Regions from separate parts of the Homo sapiens genome. Here regions 1, 3, 4 and 5 are each linked to region 2. The links are chromatin contacts, found by Hi-C or POLR2A ChIA-PET in ENCODE. All regions are on one chromosome and are shown on one strand. Each heading gives the region's core, a stretch centred on a gene start or an enhancer-like site at or near the end of the contact. The rest is flanking DNA. Distances are from core to core; before and after follow the strand shown.

Region 1 (3,311 bases), core at 590-3,089, 110 kb after region 2:
CTATAAATACTATATATTTTTATGGCTACCTATGTAGTGAAAGTATAGAATCCTTTTAAGATATTTTTTAAAAACTCTAAATTTAGGACAATAGTTGCTACTGGGGAGAAAAGAGCTTGAAATGGGAATGTAGAAATATACCAGAGACTTTACCATTTTATGATGCAAAAATGTCAAAATGATAACATGTCTTAAATTTGCAGGAGAGTACATAAGAATTTGCTAAATAGTTTGGGGTTAAGTAATTCAGAAATGAAAATTAAAAATTAATAGAGGTACTTAGAGTTTAAAGTAATAAATGCTGTATCAGATATCTTCAAAAGCGTTTATAAGAAAACATTTTATGATGTATTTTACATTATAGATATTTTAAATTTAATGAGGGAAAGTGCTGTTCTCTTGGATGACTAAGTAAGCAGGAATTTTGTGCAGTTATGATTAGAACCACTGGACCCAGCAAGAAAAGTATGCTTGATCAACAGATAATTGGGAGAAAGGCTCTGGATCCCATTTATCAATTCATTTAGCAATTACAAATTGAGCGTCTGCCATGTTCTTAGCAACAATCCAGGTGCTAAATATCTAAACAGACAAAAGTTCTTGCCATCATGAAACTCACATATGCATAGGTAGAGAAAGAAAACTGGCATAATAGATAAGCAAAATTTGAAGACAATGTGTGCATACAGAAGGAGGGCGAGTAGAACATGGCTCCAAGGGTAGCAATATGAGGGAGCGCGGGTGGAAGCATGTTGTGGTATTAAAGAGAGGGTGGCCAGGATAGTCTCATTGAGAAGCTGACTTCTTGGCAAAGACTTAACAAAGAGTTGAGGGGACAATCTATATAGGTATATGGAGGACCAATTAGGCAAAAAAATCAAGGCAAAGGCCCTGAGGCAGGAATATACATGATTTATTCAACAAAAAGCAGGAAGACAAATGTGGCTGAAGCAAAGAGAAATAGAGGAAGTAGATGGTATCAGAGAGGAAACTGGCCCAGAAAACACCACAGAGAAAGAGAAGAAATGTTGAAAGATATTTGTTTCCTTTGACATTTTCATCTGGGAAGGTGTATGCCCTTCTACCCATCTCAACACTCTTTCTAGGGTCTCTCAGTTCACACTTTGTTCTTTCTTTGATGGAGGTAGCAAAATAGGAGTGATGAAGAGGATGCTGTCAGACTCTAGAGAAGGAAAAGACACGACAAAAGATGACCATTGCCTTGGCTTGTACTTTTCTCTGCTTGCCTCTTCACTTTTAACTTCACAACCCTAGAAAACTGTTTCTCTTAACTTCACAGTTATAAATGTTTGGTAAAATTGGGCTGGATACATACAATTTCTGTTTACAGGTGTCTTTTCAAGCACATGTCACTTAAAGTGTTCATAAAAAGGAAACATTGGAATTTGAGTATTGGGAAAAATAATTGCTGCATCCTTTGATGAAACTAATTGGTTAGGGGACCTTCAGAGAAGTTTTTTTTTTTTTTTTTTTTTTTTTTTGGAAAATAAACAGCAATAAAATTTTATCCTATCTGATTCTCATTCTTTTCTACATAGATGTTAAGTTCCTTTTAGTTTCTGAAAAGGAAGATTGTAGTCCTGTCTGATGTGACTATTACATTGGTGCACAAGCTTTAACCTTCCAATTTAAACTTTAGTTATAACTACTTTCTACAGCATAGAAATGTCGAGTGCTGGGTTTTTGTTCACTATTGTAGAATGCTCATTGAAGAGGCACTTGGGTACATTTTGTTCAAAGTCACTGGGACTTCCATCAGTGCAAGATTTCGGCAGTGTCTACAAAATGAACATTTGGTCTGATGTAGCGTGCTGTGACCCACAGCTGCAACAACCAGCTGCGTCTGCTCAAACTTCAGCCATCAGCCAGCTCAGTCGTGTAACGGAATCTTAGTCACAGAATGCCTCCATAACAATGGCTTTCACAAGGTCATTTTAGAAAAAGAAACTATGCTTAGTATGAACAGTTGCAAAAATACAAGACTTCAAGGGACTTGAGTATAACAAAAATGAGATACAACTGGTGTTTTACATGGACTAAATGCAGAAAAAGCATGAAAAAAAAAAACCTTACTTTGCAGTTTAATCCAATACTATTTTTAATGCATAAATTGTAGACTAGCAAATGGAATCACTACTGACTCAAGGAACAAAGATTAGGAATATACAAAATACAGATATCCATACAAACTTGAATGGTTGAGATCTCAAAATTTCACAAGGTGGATTAGATTTGCCACCTAAGGAAACTTCTAAGGATATCAGAAACTAACACAAGATTTGGAAATATGTTGGAAGAGAAGGTTTAATTCACATGAGAAAATATGATTATAGTGTCACTAAACATTAAACATATATTATCATCTTTGTACTAATAGCATAAAGTATAGAATAACTGTGTTAAAAATTTGGAAAATGTCCCTGTGACTAATGAGTAATTCTAAAAAAGAACTGGATAGTGCAAATCATTCAACATCCAAGTAAAAAAGTACTTTGATTCTAAATTACTGGACTTTGTTTTTATAAAAAATATTACAGAAGTAGAGATATAATTTCTCACTGCAGTATCACACCAGACCACTCTGGATATAAATAGTCTGTTGGGAACTGACCAAAGCCACTTTGTTCATTTCCTTTTATCATGTTCTTTATGGCAGATAGCATATCCTTTCACAGAAAGAGATAGGTAAGTGCCGTAGGCCTTCCCCGCAGTTATTTTGATGTGAGGTATAGAGATACAAGGAAAACAAAAGTCAGACCAAATCTGGTATTCATAAAAACACATGGTTGGGTGCAATGGCTCACACGTATAGTCATAAGACCTTGGGAGGCCAAGGCTGGCCAATTGCTTGAGCCCAGTAGTTCAAGACCAGCCTGGGCAACAAGTCCCGCCCTTCCAGTTCAAACCGATGTAAATCTTACGTGTATTGGTTGATGTATTATGTCTCCCTAAAATGTATAAAAGCAAGCTGTACCGCAATCACCTTGGGCACATGTCCTCAGGACCTCCTGAGGCTATGTCACAGGCACTTCCTTAACCTTGGTGAAATAAACTTTCTAAATTGATTCAGACTTGTCTCCGATACTCTTTGGTTTACACCCATCTCACCAATATTTTATAATAATTGCATTTTAACAATTATTTCCTGTTATTCCAGGTTTGTATTATATATTTGACAGCTTGGTTAGTTGACAAATATTCTATAAAGTTTTCTTATATTTCATGGTGAGGTATGAATTTTAATAGCATTGTTTGGCAATCTTTGTGGCTATTTAATGTTTGTATTTAAT
Region 2 (3,060 bases), core at 528-3,027:
AACTAAATAAATAAATAAATAAAAATAAATAAAATAAAATAATTATTTCAACAAATATTTCAGGGCATGTGTGCCAGAGGACTATTTTAGGCACTCGGATGAACTAGGGAGGAAGAACTAAGGAGACAGAGTCCTTGCTCTCGTGGAGCTTTTAATATTGAAGACGAGACATTCTTTATACTTATTTTTTCTTAGTAACTCAGTAAAAAATCCATGGGATAAGAAATTCTGCTTGAGACTTAGAAGGTAAAATTGACCATGGGAAATTAAGCCACATATATCATTTTGTATTTAACATTCAGTAGGTACATGTTGTAAAAGGTGCTATAGACACTTTTTGGAGTTTGAGAAGACACAGGACCTGCTCTTAAGGAACTCTAATTTAAAATGGGAAGCAGAACAAAAACATATTTTAATGTGCTTATACACATAGATGGATTAAAAAGTTTTGACTAAATTTGTGTGTTTTTTAAAAATTTAAATCAACCAAGTAACCAGGTAATGAATGCATAGCAACAGATACATTAAATCCGAACAGTTTAATGGGTTTTAGTTGAGAACTGAGCTGGAGCAACATACGTAGGATTCAACTAATTCAGAAAACTTAAAGGGCCCGAGGCTAGATTGTATTTATTTTCCTTTTTGTTTTTCCAGGATTAAAGGGTACACAGCATTTTTTTTCTAAATCTGGAAAAGATATCATTTATCTAATCTTAGGAAATTGTGCTGAATTTGGGGGAAGTTTTATCCCAAAGTCTAAACATAGAGCTTTAAGCACATACATAGGCATTCATTAACACAAAATTGAATTCAGGAGAAATGTGATGAGAACCTGACATGTGTCAAGCCTTTCTGCTGTATGCTAAATATTTATGATAAATGTCATAGCAGCTGTCTTCAAACATAAAAAGCAAACATCAGAGCAGTGTAAGCCTAAAGGGTTAGGCAGGTCAAGGTCAACGGGCTGAACAGAATATGGTGAGTGGCTCTTGGGTATTCTTCCATCTACAAGGAGAGATTATACCAGGAAAAGGTAACCTCTACTGCACCAGCAGCTCCTTCCACTAGCCACTGGGGAATTAAAATAAAAGGTAAAGAAGGCCTTCTTTTGGATCCACAGCAGTAACAACAGCAATACCAATAATTAACGCAAGCTATTGTTTGTTGAGGGCTAACCTTGTTCCTCATTCCCTTTGTTAATGGCTTACGTTCATGAACTTCTTTAATCTTAAAAAGAGCCCTGCAAAAGTAGATATTACCACTATCTCCATTTCATATGTGAGGACACAGACAGAGAGTAGCCATTTGCTCAAGATTGCCAAGCCAAGAAGGGTTCCATGAGTGTTTAAACCTAGAAGTAAGTCTGAAGCTTAGCCCCTTATTCATGGCACTAAATTTCCAGGGACTTGACTGATGCTCTGGCATTTTTGGTGGTTTGGAGGGAGGGAGGCAGTGATTCATCACTCTTTACCCAGCCCGTTGTTTTCCCCGGGTTTTGCAAGAGATCATGTTTAAGGTCAACTGGTTATCACCTGCCTAGACGCTAGTGATTTACAATTATTTCTTTATTAAGAAAATGCTTGGTGTGTGAGTGGTCTCTCTCTGAAAAAATGCCAACAGGAAGGCCTTGTCAGATTTTTGGCAGATACACATTTAAACACATAAAAACAAGTTTAAACACTATCATTTATGCATAATTCTTTCTTGGCATCATCTCTCACTTGCCACAATTTGCAGCCAGAAAACACTTATTTCTACTTTTCTTACTCTAGAAATAATCCAGCCTTAAGTGGATCTAATTCCTTCCCAGAAGAGAAACAGCCTTGTCAGGACTTGGTTGTGTGTGCTGTGTTTGAGGCATCAAGGTTTCCATTTACGGCACAGCTGCACGGACTCCGAAAGCTGGTGCTGAGCCAGAGCTCTGTACCCACTGAGATCTGTAGTCTGGAATGATAAACACACAGCTGCCTGTGGCGAGGGCCACAGGCATAATAGATGGCCACATCTCAACCAGAGTCAAGCGAAGCCTACACAAATCATTAATCCAACTGCTTATATGTTAAATATCACAAACTGTGTACGAAATGGTGAGCTATCTCAGTGGAAGGAGGGGAAAATGGCAGAGGCAATTTAAGGAAACAGGAGAGTAAGTGGCTGTAAGTCCTCTGCAAAGTCCTGCTCTAGAGCTGATTTACTGCCACCAAGCCCTCTTGCTGCAAATAGTTCATAAAGCCTATGACCTGAGTACTTGCCCACGGGACCACAATAACATTTATCTAGCATAAATTAATGTGTTTCAACCACTAATTCAATTTGGCTGTCTCATTCTTCTGGTTTTGGCAAAGCCTAGCCTTGCTATAAAGTCACTCCGTGACTCACACGAATGGCTGTGTTTGTTAAGGAGTCACACACCACTAGGAACAAAGAGTGCTGTTAGTTGAGTAGTCATAAAATATACCTCCCGAGCACATTTGGAGCTGTGCTAATTGAAACTTCCTCTTTAGAGGAGCCTGATCAAAACCAGCTGTAGGAGTCAAGCAGGAACAGATTTCAACATTACATTAAAAGCCCAACAAATTCAGTAAGAGCAGCCTCTGAGAGAAGAGGGCATTCCAGCCTGAACAAATGCTCTAATTGCCTCCTGACATGCTGCAAAGAAAGCTTGTGACCTGAGCCTGGAGAGCTGTGGAGAGAAACTTCTCCATAAGATTTGAAAAAAAGCAACCTCTAGGGCAGTTCTCCTCATAAAATTCCAGATCTGCCAACATTCTCAAGTAACACATGTGAAAACCCACAAAAGCTGAGTGAATTTAGGCAAATGAAGTGATATATTGTTCTGAAAGGGGAAAAACAGAGCTTAAGTATTTTCAATGGTAATATGACCTTTTATGGACATCCCTTTAGTATTGAAAACAAAAACAAAACCTCCAACTCACAGAGGAACAAACAAAATACAAATAAGAAGCAAAAGCCTGGATGAATCGCAAAGAAAAGACACAGAGTGTATTTAAAGACAAAAAATGAGAGCTGTCTCTTCCTCTTTGGCGGCTTGTGAATTTC
Region 3 (3,224 bases), core at 559-3,058, 75 kb after region 2:
CAGTTTTTGTCCGCTTCCATAGTCACATTGCCTTCTGTTTTTAAATTCTGATCTTCCTTCCTCCTTTATAAGAGGAAGGACCCTTATAACCACATTGGGTCAGATAATCCAAGATCATCTCCTCTTCTAAAAATCTTTAGCTTAGTCCCACCTGTGAAATCCCTTGTACCATGTAAGATAACATATTCACAGGTTTGGGGGGATTAGGACAGGGACATTTTTTTAGAGGACATTATTCACCCTACCACAGTGAGTTGCAATTAATTTGAAACAAGAGTACCCAAATTACATATGGCAATTAGAAGTGACTATTGTGACTGTCGATCTCACTCAATCTGAATTATGAATCACTTCTTAAATAAAACTCAATCAACATTATCTCTCTTTTCTATAAGGAAACATCGTGATATTCTTAGATAACATGTAATGCACTTCATGGTTATGGCTGTTATTTTTAAGAAGACTATTCTTGCTTGCTTCTAGACACACAGAGACCCTAAGCCAAAAGCTACACAGCCAAAAGGCCTGGCTGTACATGGAGAGTCTCCAACATAACAATAATCTATTGCCAGATCTGACTTCATTGATGTGAATTCCAGTGCTAAACCTGCACACATCTCAAGATTATAGATGGCAGATGGATGGCACTAAAGATAGCTCTAGATACAGAGAAATTCTGTCTTTATCTCCTTATCATTTTCTTATGTCAGATGTAGAACATTTGAAAGATCAATTTGAGAAGTGGGGTAGTACACCAAAAACTCCCCTGGGGGGAAAAAAACACAAAATTTAAATCTAAGTCCAGCAATGAGATATTACTAGAAATTTCCTCATATGCAAATTAAATACAATAATTATTTTTCTTCTTATTTCTCTCTGTGGAGAATGGAATCATAACAGTTATGTATGTTGGAGGAGAAAGCAGGAAGTGGGAAAGAGTCATATTACGAGGTCTTGTTGGGAATAGCTCCTGCCTGTGGCTTCTGTACAGGCTCCTGCAAGTATTCGAAACAGGGGGAACAAGGCCACTCCGATATTACCAGTACTCTTTTTGACAGACATTTAAAATGTGCACTGCATAAAGAGTGTCTTTACATTTGTTTACACATCCACACACACACACATATGCAAGCACACACATATGCACTGATCTCTTTGTTGTGCTCTAGAAGAATATATCTGTTTCTTCACATAGTATTTTCAAAAGACTTTAAAAAATTTTGGGGGGAAACCAGTCAATCAGTTTAAATAATGGCCTATTTGAAATTTCCCTGATAGAGTATTCTAACATGCCCATTCAGAAAACTGTACACAACTGCAGTCAGAGCAAACAAAGACAATTTGCTCTTACAATGAAGTAGCTTAATGCTTTCCTTAAAGGTGTAACTTGATTAATTTGTTTTATGAGGCTAAGCAGGATGATCCAAGAAGAAAGGTGCCATGTAACTGCAGCACATTATTATTCATTATAATAAAGGCCATGGTAATAACAACTCAATGATAGAATATTAATAGACTTTATAGCAATGGCACAATGGAATTTCCAGAAGGCAGCAAGCAACTTTAAAGAAAATCGGATAGGGACCTCTCATGGCGAGAAACGAATCTTGTATATCCTAGGAAAAATGAAACGAAGATTGGCTATCTTTCATTCTCTTCCAGCTTTACATTTACATTGGCAGCAGAAGCTCACATCTGTGGAAGAACACCCATGCCCTTTCCCAATGGATTCAGGAAGAAGTTACTCCTATCAGCTTGTGTTTAATGTTATGAATCAGACTTGCTTGTCAGCATCATGATTCATGACGGTGAACAGAGAGTGTGTGGAGCCTGCATTTCTGTGGGTTGGGAATAGATAAGAGTATTTAGACAGCTTTCATATCCAGTCTCAGCCAGTCTTGCTGGATAAAAAAGAAACTTCAGAATATTCTCCAGATCTACTACAGACTCAGAGTGAGATCCAGGGAGATGAATCATTACTTGCTGAAGGCAAGTGTCAGGAATATATAATTGAAGACTCCATGAGCAACCTTGATGAAAAATTCAGTTCTTGTGTGTGAATTAAAAATGCACAAAATTCTAAACAAAAATTAGAGATCTCTGTTGGAGAGATATTCTATATGTCTGTCCTAATGGGCTAGTGAAAAACTATCTTAGGGAGAGAACATTTATGCACATGTATATAATCCTTGTCATTGAATGAGGTGACAATTTTTCTTTATTCAGCAACAAATGTCTTTACCCATGGTTTGAATTCCACTCTTAGTAACCACACCTGATGACATGGCCCTAAATTTACTCTCTTTGGCTACTCGACAATTATTAGGCACCTATGATGTGCAAGATATTATGAGCTAGGTTGTAGAGATACAAATTGTAAAGATAGCATAAGCACAAAAAATCCCTTAGATTAAAAAGTATATACTTCCCCCCACCAAAATGTTATAGTAAACATAGTGTGCAAAAAGCTTGAGAAACCAAGGAGGGCATTTCCGAGGAGGTCTGATGGTGAGAGAGGTTGCTTCTGAGGACTATCATTTGAATTTGGTTTTGTGGAACGATTAAGAACTTGACATTTGGACAAAAGGGGAAAGGAAGAAGAGGCATTTTTGGTTAGAAGAATCGTGCATACAAAATCATGGCGCGAAATAGAATGGGTTATATTAGACGAATAGCTAGTGCATCAGAGTGCTGGAATATAGGACTTATTGCTGAAATGGAGGAGGAAGGGTGGATGAAACTAAAAGAGGTGGTTGGTGAAACTTGCTAAGACGTGAAAATTTTAAATTGTTATGTATTTTTTTTATTTTTTATTATACTTAAGTTGAATCATGTGTTGGAAATACAATGCCAATGGAAAGCGGTTAGGAAGCAGATGACAAAAGAATTGAGAAGAATTGACTAAGTTCTCCAGAATGAATGAGGCAAATGAGAATGAGAGGCAAGGGAAGGAATGAAATTGGAAAATATGTTAGAAATGAAATTGAAAGTATTGAGTCACGTAGATAACAGACAAAGGAGTCTGGATTTTTCTCAAGTTACTCTGTAAACAAGACTGCTTTTAGGGAGGAAGGTAGTGGAGTGGCAGAGATATGGTAAAGAGATTGGCCTGAAGCACATTGAGAGAGTGCGTCCAGGTGGAGATGGGATCAGCTTGAGGTTGGGGGTAAGTTCTGGACTGACTGAGGATTTGGGAGTCAGCAACACAGTGATAACCATTCATG
Region 4 (3,246 bases), core at 584-3,083, 91 kb after region 2:
GCTGCAAGTTGTGGTTGTGGTTGTTGTTGTTAACCATGCAGCACAATAATATATTCCTAAGTTTGTTTTCTTCAATGTTTTACACTACTAAGATTAATAAAAGAAATGCTTTTAGGCTGTTGTTTCAATTACAGTATACTAGAAAGTGCTAGAGGAAAACAGAAACAAAAATCTATGGCTATGGGGCACTTCTTGAAATAAAAATGTCTTGCCCTCTCTTTATTCTGGCAAAATAGGAAAAGAAAAATACTCTGTGCTGGCAAGGGGCAAGTTCAGGCATTTAATGGATCTTTTTGTCAGCTGTCATTTGTTTCTACCAAGTGCTACATACCCTTTACCGTAGATGAATACTCCTTATGTCTACAGAAAGACCCAGGGTGGCTCGGGGTGCGTTGTAGGCATTTCAAAGTCATTCTTCCTTTACATCTCTGCCTGTGTTCAAGTGCCTATTTTCAATTTGCAGTTGTGCTGGGAAAACGTTTTGATTCTTGATTTAGAATGTGCACTCCCAGAAGGTTCCAAGAGAGTTTCAGGCAGAGAGATAAAGCTTGTCTCTTTATGCTGCTTTCTAGCGTGTGCTCTGTGGCAATAATACACACCCCACACTGTGCTTATATCCCTGGTTTTATGAAAGTCAGTCCAATGCCTATTTGGTGAATCTTTTGACATGCAAGTACTGTTCCCTGAGGAAGAAAGCTAGTTGCAGCACTTTCTCTCTCCTCCTCTCTTTGTTTTCCATGTTATACATAATTCTTAGGAAAACCGTAGTGTGAAATGCACCGGAGAAACTAAAATCGCAATGAAAAAGTCAGCTGTAAACGGTATATCTGACATTGCTCACTACAGTAAAAAGACCCCATTTTATGAACATAATAAGGCTCAGGTTCTATGCTTTGAGCTAGGGTGAAACAAACACATAGGCATCAACCAGCTGAGTCCCAAATTACCTAGGCCAACTGAGGACCCACAGACTTTTTTCCCAGGTGATATGATGGCAAATAAATCAAGTTCAAGAAAGCTGAGTGAAAGTTCAAATACATTATATGCTAAGGCTGTTAAGCCAAGAACATACAATCAGACTCTGTCTGTAGCCAGGGAGTTTGAGCTCACCTCAAAAACAGCCTTTCATCTAATGAAATGTTAAAAAGACTTCCAAAAATTTTACCACTGTTGCCAAAATCTATCTTTCATCGCTTGAGCAAATTGCTGTAAACTTGTTGGAGAGGATTTTCTATATTTATGCAGAATGTTGTCATCTACATGTTGGTATTTGCTAGATTTTATTTCATAACATTTTTTTCTCCAATCAAACTAGCTGGATTGAATTTCAAAATTGAGCTCTCTTTTTAGTGGTGGTGGAGAGGGGGGAGGTTGTAGAGCATCAAATCAAAATCTAATGAAGTTTCTAATGATCAAATAAATAATCACTTGACATTTATTGCCATGTTTGGCAATCTGCAGAAATGGAATAGAGTAGATATGCCTACAGCCCCATTTCCCATAGATTTACATTATGCTACCACACAGAATTAAGCTGACATAAGCTCTTTAAGACTCACTAAAGCAGCAGATTTTACACAACTTGTTTAGATTTTTTTTTTCCTTCTCCATGATCCCATATTCCCTGAATAAATCTTTCTATCCATTTTCCATTCCTTGTTCTTTTGAGAGGCCTGCTGGAGCTTCCCCTTGATGTCATTTCAGGCTATAACCCTGCAGTTTGCGTTTATCTTAGCTGTAAAATGCAACAGTAATTTATATGCTCCCTTACTCCTGCTTCCTCCGAGGCACTGGCTGCCAGCTGTCTACCCAGCAGTTTAAAGAAAGAGCTGTAATGAGCGAGAGTGCAGCAGGAGAGGGGCGGCGCCACATCACATCAGAGGCTTTTATTTCTGCTTCCTCAGTGAGCACTGGATCCACATAAATGGCATTTTCTGGCGCTGACTGGCTGCAGCATAAAGTCCTTCCTCCCCTGCACCTCCACCTTCCCGCTCTCACCTCACACCAGCCTTATGGGGACAGGCTTCATCATCTCTTCCTTTTATTTCTGACTTAAGGAGAACAGAGCAAAAAGATGAGACAAAGCCTGGGGCAGCTGTGATGCTGCAGTGTAGGGTGTGAGATCCTAGTGCAAACCTTGCCCCTCAGCACCAAGAACATGCTCTTGGAGCTGTGAGACAAAGCTTCCCAAGAGCTTGATGCACTCAACATCCTTAGATTTTTAGCTGGGCTATTGAGATGTTTTTTTTTTTAATGTAATTCAGTTGAGGTTTAGTCTCTTTAAAAATAATCCAATAGTAGGGTTATTTGCCTTGAGTTTTGTAAAAAATAAAAATAAAAAAAATAGGACAAAGCCATTTTAGTTTAGTTCTGCCTCCAGAATCTGTTCCCCTGGCACTCTCTTCCTCTCCCATATTCTGTTTTTGGGGGTACATAAAATATGCCCCTTTTCATGCACAGGAACCCACACAAGTTCAGGGAATAAAATTCAGCATAAAGCAGCCACAAAGGAGTTTCCTTTATGCTACTAAAATTAGACAGCTCTCTTTTGCCAGTCCACTGAAAACAATCCCAATTTAACAAAAGGAAAGGAAAAGATTTTAAAGCCTGTCTATATGTTTAATATTAAGACTGGCACTAGGTAGAAGATAGAGCACACACTGGCAAAGGATCGGCTCCTTTTCTGTGATATTCCTGAATGTGTTGACTATTAACATCTCCAAGGAAGACCTTGTCACTTTAGGATTCTTATCTCTCACATTCCCTTTAGCTTTGTGTAATCTTGATTTTTGTCCAAAGCTGGTGTTTCTTGGCAGAGACTGGCAAAGCAAAAGCTAGGAGCCGTGTTGAAGGAGGCTGAGCTTCAGATCAGTGGATCAATCTGAAGGAAGGGTGTGAGCAACAGTTAACTCTTGCAAGTACTGGTCCTTCCTTAATTCAGTCGCAGCAGAGAGGTTTTAATATTTTTCTTTCTTTGGTCAAGTTCATGGCCACAATTATATTTTCTACTGAGAAATGATTTACTAGTCTGACAAAGACTTCAAATATCTTTTTTGTGACTCTTATTATTTATTCTTCTATAGCTGAAAAAATATCAGAAAGGTTCTTATGTTTAGAAGATGTAAATTTCCCTGAGGTTTCACAGCAAGGATGGAAATAATAGCTTCTTTCTAACATAATAGCATTGTGATGTTTCATTATAACTATAATTTGGGGTAAATTTACAAAAAAAAAAAAAAAACCACG
Region 5 (3,260 bases), core at 72-2,571, 76 kb before region 2:
GACATGGTGTTATAAAGTAGAGAGTGGAAAGGTAAAGTCATCATAGCATGGTTATCTGTCTGGACAAGGTCAGAAGTCAGAAATAGGCAAAGAAAATGTTAGAACTGTGAGCAGTGTGAAATGTGTATTTCTCTTGGAAGCACTGGATGAAAGGCAGGGCAGATAGGGAAGCAGGTAAAATAAAGCACTGCTAATATTTCAATTTGGTGTAACATCTACATTTTAAAATAAACCAACTACCAGGACTCAGGACTATTACAAACTACAATTTAAAAAAATTCCAAGTGTGTTTCTAACTAAAACATATGTAATTAAAAAATATTTCCATTTGTTCTGTGGAACTGCCTATCGAACACATATATATAGGTAAGAGAAATGCTACAGGAGACTGACTGTTTCTTCTTTAGAAAACTGTGTTTAGCAGAGGAAAAGAAATCAATGCCTGTATTTTCCATTATGACAAAGCTCATAATTGTCCTTAAATGGACTTTTTGTACTCAAGGCTTATGATTCCAATTTGTCATTAGTGATAACTTGCATCAGTATCTAGAAAAGAGAAAGTTTCAGAGAAGACAAAAAAGTCTTCTATCTTAATTTTCACAGCCATTTATTGATGTGCACATTACTTTCATTCTTTCAACCTAAATTGAATGTAATATGCAAAATAGACTATCTGAATAAGTAGATTATTAGGAAGAAAAAGGTAGCATGAGTCCTGTTCACTATAAGGGAAAGTATATTAAACAAATTATAAATAATATAATTACAAACCATTGTAGATCTACAAAGTATTTCTTGTGTGGTTTACTTAAGGATAGTATAGTCATTTAAGTTGCAAAGAATAGCCACAGAAGGAAGCATACCTATTCTACCTGAATTCTACAGAATTTTCAGTAACAAAAAAAACTGCAGATCCCCTTTCTAATGTTCAATGTGGAAATAAAAAGCCTCGTCCTTTTAGCTATTAAACACCATATCTTTTGATCACTGAGTCTTCCTCTTTTATTTATTTATAGATGTGAAAGAGCAGGTAGAATTATGCACTGCAGGTATCTGAGAATTTCAGTTTCAGAAGGAACAATAAGGATGGTGCCATCCAACCCGGCTATGCCACAGGCAAGACTCACAGAGGTAAAATGAGTGTGCAAAGTCAGGAGCAAATCCAGGGCTGGAATCTGGGGCTTTTCCCATTATCCTAGGCTTGATCTAAGGTCAGCACTGTCTAAGTTAATGAACATACAGTTTTGCAGTTCTAGCAACAGAGCTCAATAAAACTACACTTGTTCTGGTGCACACCAATGAGATCATCCAAGGTCATTATTTCTGTCTTCCAAGCTCTGCAGATCAGCACACTACTGAAACCCAATTAAACCACAAGAGGTGGGGAAACATTAAAAATGAATCATTGACTGTTTAGGGGGAAATAAAAAGACAAGGCTTTCTGAGTCAGCTGAAACTTTCATCAGCCACTGGGCGTACCCTGTGAGCAAAGGAAGTCACAGGGGCCCAATGAGATACCTCTGTCATATTTTTTTCTCCAGATTGTGCTTTCTTGAAGAGATACTGAATTTAAAATGGAGCTATTTGGCAATGACAGGAGTTTAAAGGAGAGAGTTGGGAATTAGACCTTGCACCAAATAATCTACATCCCTGCAAGTGAGTGCGCCGTATTTCAAGCTATTCTGGTTGGCTGAGCAAAGCCCTGCATTTTTGTTAACTCCCTTTAATTAATCTTGTCATAAGTCCTATAGTGAGGTGGATGAACTTTCAAACATTAAACAGTGGAATTACTCACCGGGTGGCTTTTCCCAAACACTCCAACCCCAATTAAAGAGCTGTATTTGGTTTGGGTTTCCTCAAATGGCGCTCCTGTTAACACTCATCAAACACAGGAAAAATAAAACAGCAATTTAACTGTGCCCGCAGTGTGAAAGGCTTGTGCAAATAATCAGCACATTTCTAACCGGTTAGTAATAGGCAGAGTGCAAAAAACAAATGACCAGATTTATACCACTGGGCAGGTCTGAAAGCAATGTTACAGCTGAAATATATTCATTTACAATTTAAAGCAAGGCTTTCAGTGAATAATTGTTTACATAATAGTGAACAGTGCTTGTGCTGCACAACTGGGATCCATTTACAATGTGTTAACCAAATAATGCATGTTTACAAAAGATTTAGAGTTTGTTTTTGGAGAAAAGAATCGTGGTACCCTTGCCAACAAAAGCAGAGCAGTATGTACAGTTAGTAAATCTTTTCTTAGCTGCAAAATTAGCGTCAAGTTGCTTGAGCCCGTAAACTACGTCAGCATAAGTCACTCTCATTAAATTGATGTGTGAAGGTAGTATTCTTAAACAGCAGGTTGCTCCATTCTGATTTTTTTTTTTAATCAGTCAAATAATGAGGTGGGGGTAGAGTTGCTTAACCAGGCCAAGGGAAAAAGAAAGCGGAATCATCTTAAAACGGCCATCCCGGATTTAATAGCCTACAACAAAACCCTAAGCAGGTCAACTTCATGGTTCAGCAATTCCTAAAAGCCTTGTCTACTTCTCCAAAGCTTATCGGTGACGGCTGGTGTATAAGAGCTCCCAATGAGGACTGATTTACAGCACTGAAGGGCTTTGCAGTGACAAAGGAGGGCCAGGGTCCTCGAGTGCTTTCTGTATTTTTAAGATCCCAGAAGATGATGTGGTTCTGTGATAGGAATCTCTTAAACTTTACCATTGACATAAACAGGTCACAGTGCCTGCAAAAGCTTAAGCAGGAGTCAGGAGCAGTCTCTCTCTCTCCTTTTTTTCTGGGTCAGAGTCAGATTTTATCGAGTCAAGCTATCTAATTGAACACAAACCATGTGATAGGACCCAAACAGAGTGTATTAAAAATGAAACAGAAGGAGCCAGGTTTGTCTCAGGCTAGTGCTGTTACACGCGTAAGTTTCAGACATCCCCTGAATACAAAATGATTTTTTTTCCCCCTGCATTGACAAAAGTCCGTCTTGCAGGGGGAAAAAACAGTAGAGAATAAAACAAACAAATCCACACAAACACACAAATCTAGTTTCATGCTAGATGTATCTGTTGTGAAGCAATATGTTGGCTGAATAGGGAAAGTCAGGTGAGTTAAAGTCTTGTGGCAGCCTGATTTAAACCATGGCTACACAAACCAGAGCCCTGTCCAGATCTCAGGAAAGTGAATTATATATAATAACACTTACAGTTTCCTACTACTATTAGATTTGCCTTCTTACATAAATGCTTAAG

Evidence for each region. Hi-C counts contacts between places; a loop is a spot of excess contacts on that map. ChIA-PET counts read pairs that join two places held with the same protein, here RNA polymerase II (POLR2A). Pooled maps may share reads with other maps.
Region 1: a map of cardiac septum shows a loop between it and region 2 (2.1-fold over the local background). The contact joins two enhancer-like sites. A Hi-C loop is called at or near these places in 5 of 168 maps with a recorded cell type or tissue (cardiac septum, esophagus muscularis mucosa, heart right ventricle and 2 more) and 7 of 50 pooled maps. POLR2A ChIA-PET finds 5 or more read pairs at or near these places in 2 of 52 experiments (AG04450 and MCF 10A).
Region 3: a loop to region 2 is called in a map of endothelial cell of umbilical vein, with 2.9 times the contacts of the local background. The contact joins two enhancer-like sites. A Hi-C loop is called at or near these places in 2 of 168 maps with a recorded cell type or tissue (Calu3 and endothelial cell of umbilical vein) and 4 of 50 pooled maps. POLR2A ChIA-PET finds 5 or more read pairs at or near these places in 5 of 52 experiments (A549, AG04450, MCF 10A and 2 more).
Region 4: a loop to region 2 is called in a map of dorsolateral prefrontal cortex, with 2.0 times the contacts of the local background. The contact joins two enhancer-like sites. A Hi-C loop is called at or near these places in 5 of 168 maps with a recorded cell type or tissue (dorsolateral prefrontal cortex, esophagus muscularis mucosa, heart right ventricle and 2 more) and 11 of 50 pooled maps. POLR2A ChIA-PET finds 5 or more read pairs at or near these places in 3 of 52 experiments (AG04450, HEK293T and SK-N-SH).
Region 5: a loop to region 2 is called in a map of PC-3, with 9 times the contacts of the local background. The contact joins two enhancer-like sites. A Hi-C loop is called at or near these places in 25 of 168 maps with a recorded cell type or tissue (A673, Calu3, IMR-90 and 18 more) and 20 of 50 pooled maps. POLR2A ChIA-PET finds 5 or more read pairs at or near these places in 9 of 52 experiments (A549, AG04449, AG04450 and 6 more).

The regions. Positions count from the first base shown.
Region 1 is chr5:125,593,417-125,596,727 of GRCh38, forward strand. All of the region lies in intron 3 of LINC02240 (long intergenic non-protein coding RNA 2240), which reads left to right. The region is part of intron 8 of LOC124901056 (a long non-coding RNA gene); the gene reads right to left. Among named protein-coding and RNA genes, the nearest start is that of LINC02240, 100 kb to the left of the region's middle. Within about 2 kb of position 1,840, at least 3 of the 41 ENCODE cell types and tissues checked have a DNase peak (open chromatin) inside an H3K27ac peak, as active enhancers do.
Region 2 is chr5:125,482,939-125,485,998 of GRCh38, forward strand. All of the region lies in intron 8 of LOC124901056 (a long non-coding RNA gene), which reads right to left. Among named protein-coding and RNA genes, the nearest start is that of LINC02240, 8.8 kb to the right of the region's middle. Within about 2 kb of position 1,778, at least 26 of the 41 ENCODE cell types and tissues checked have a DNase peak (open chromatin) inside an H3K27ac peak, as active enhancers do; they include PC-3, Panc1, dorsolateral prefrontal cortex and 2 more, where a contact is called at or near this core.
Region 3 is chr5:125,557,668-125,560,891 of GRCh38, forward strand. All of the region lies in intron 3 of LINC02240 (long intergenic non-protein coding RNA 2240), which reads left to right. The region is part of intron 8 of LOC124901056 (a long non-coding RNA gene); the gene reads right to left. Among named protein-coding and RNA genes, the nearest start is that of LINC02240, 66 kb to the left of the region's middle. Within about 2 kb of position 1,809, at least 2 of the 41 ENCODE cell types and tissues checked have a DNase peak (open chromatin) inside an H3K27ac peak, as active enhancers do; they include endothelial cell of umbilical vein, where a contact is called at or near this core.
Region 4 is chr5:125,574,223-125,577,468 of GRCh38, forward strand. The region is part of intron 3 of LINC02240 (long intergenic non-protein coding RNA 2240); the gene reads left to right. The region is part of intron 8 of LOC124901056 (a long non-coding RNA gene); the gene reads right to left. Among named protein-coding and RNA genes, the nearest start is that of LINC02240, 83 kb to the left of the region's middle. RefSeq lists a silencer at 2,534-2,828. Within about 2 kb of position 1,834, at least 4 of the 41 ENCODE cell types and tissues checked have a DNase peak (open chromatin) inside an H3K27ac peak, as active enhancers do; they include dorsolateral prefrontal cortex, where a contact is called at or near this core.
Region 5 is chr5:125,407,475-125,410,734 of GRCh38, forward strand. No RefSeq gene overlaps it. Among named protein-coding and RNA genes, the nearest start is that of LINC02240, 84 kb to the right of the region's middle. Within about 2 kb of position 1,322, at least 8 of the 41 ENCODE cell types and tissues checked have a DNase peak (open chromatin) inside an H3K27ac peak, as active enhancers do; they include PC-3, Panc1, endothelial cell of umbilical vein and 1 more, where a contact is called at or near this core.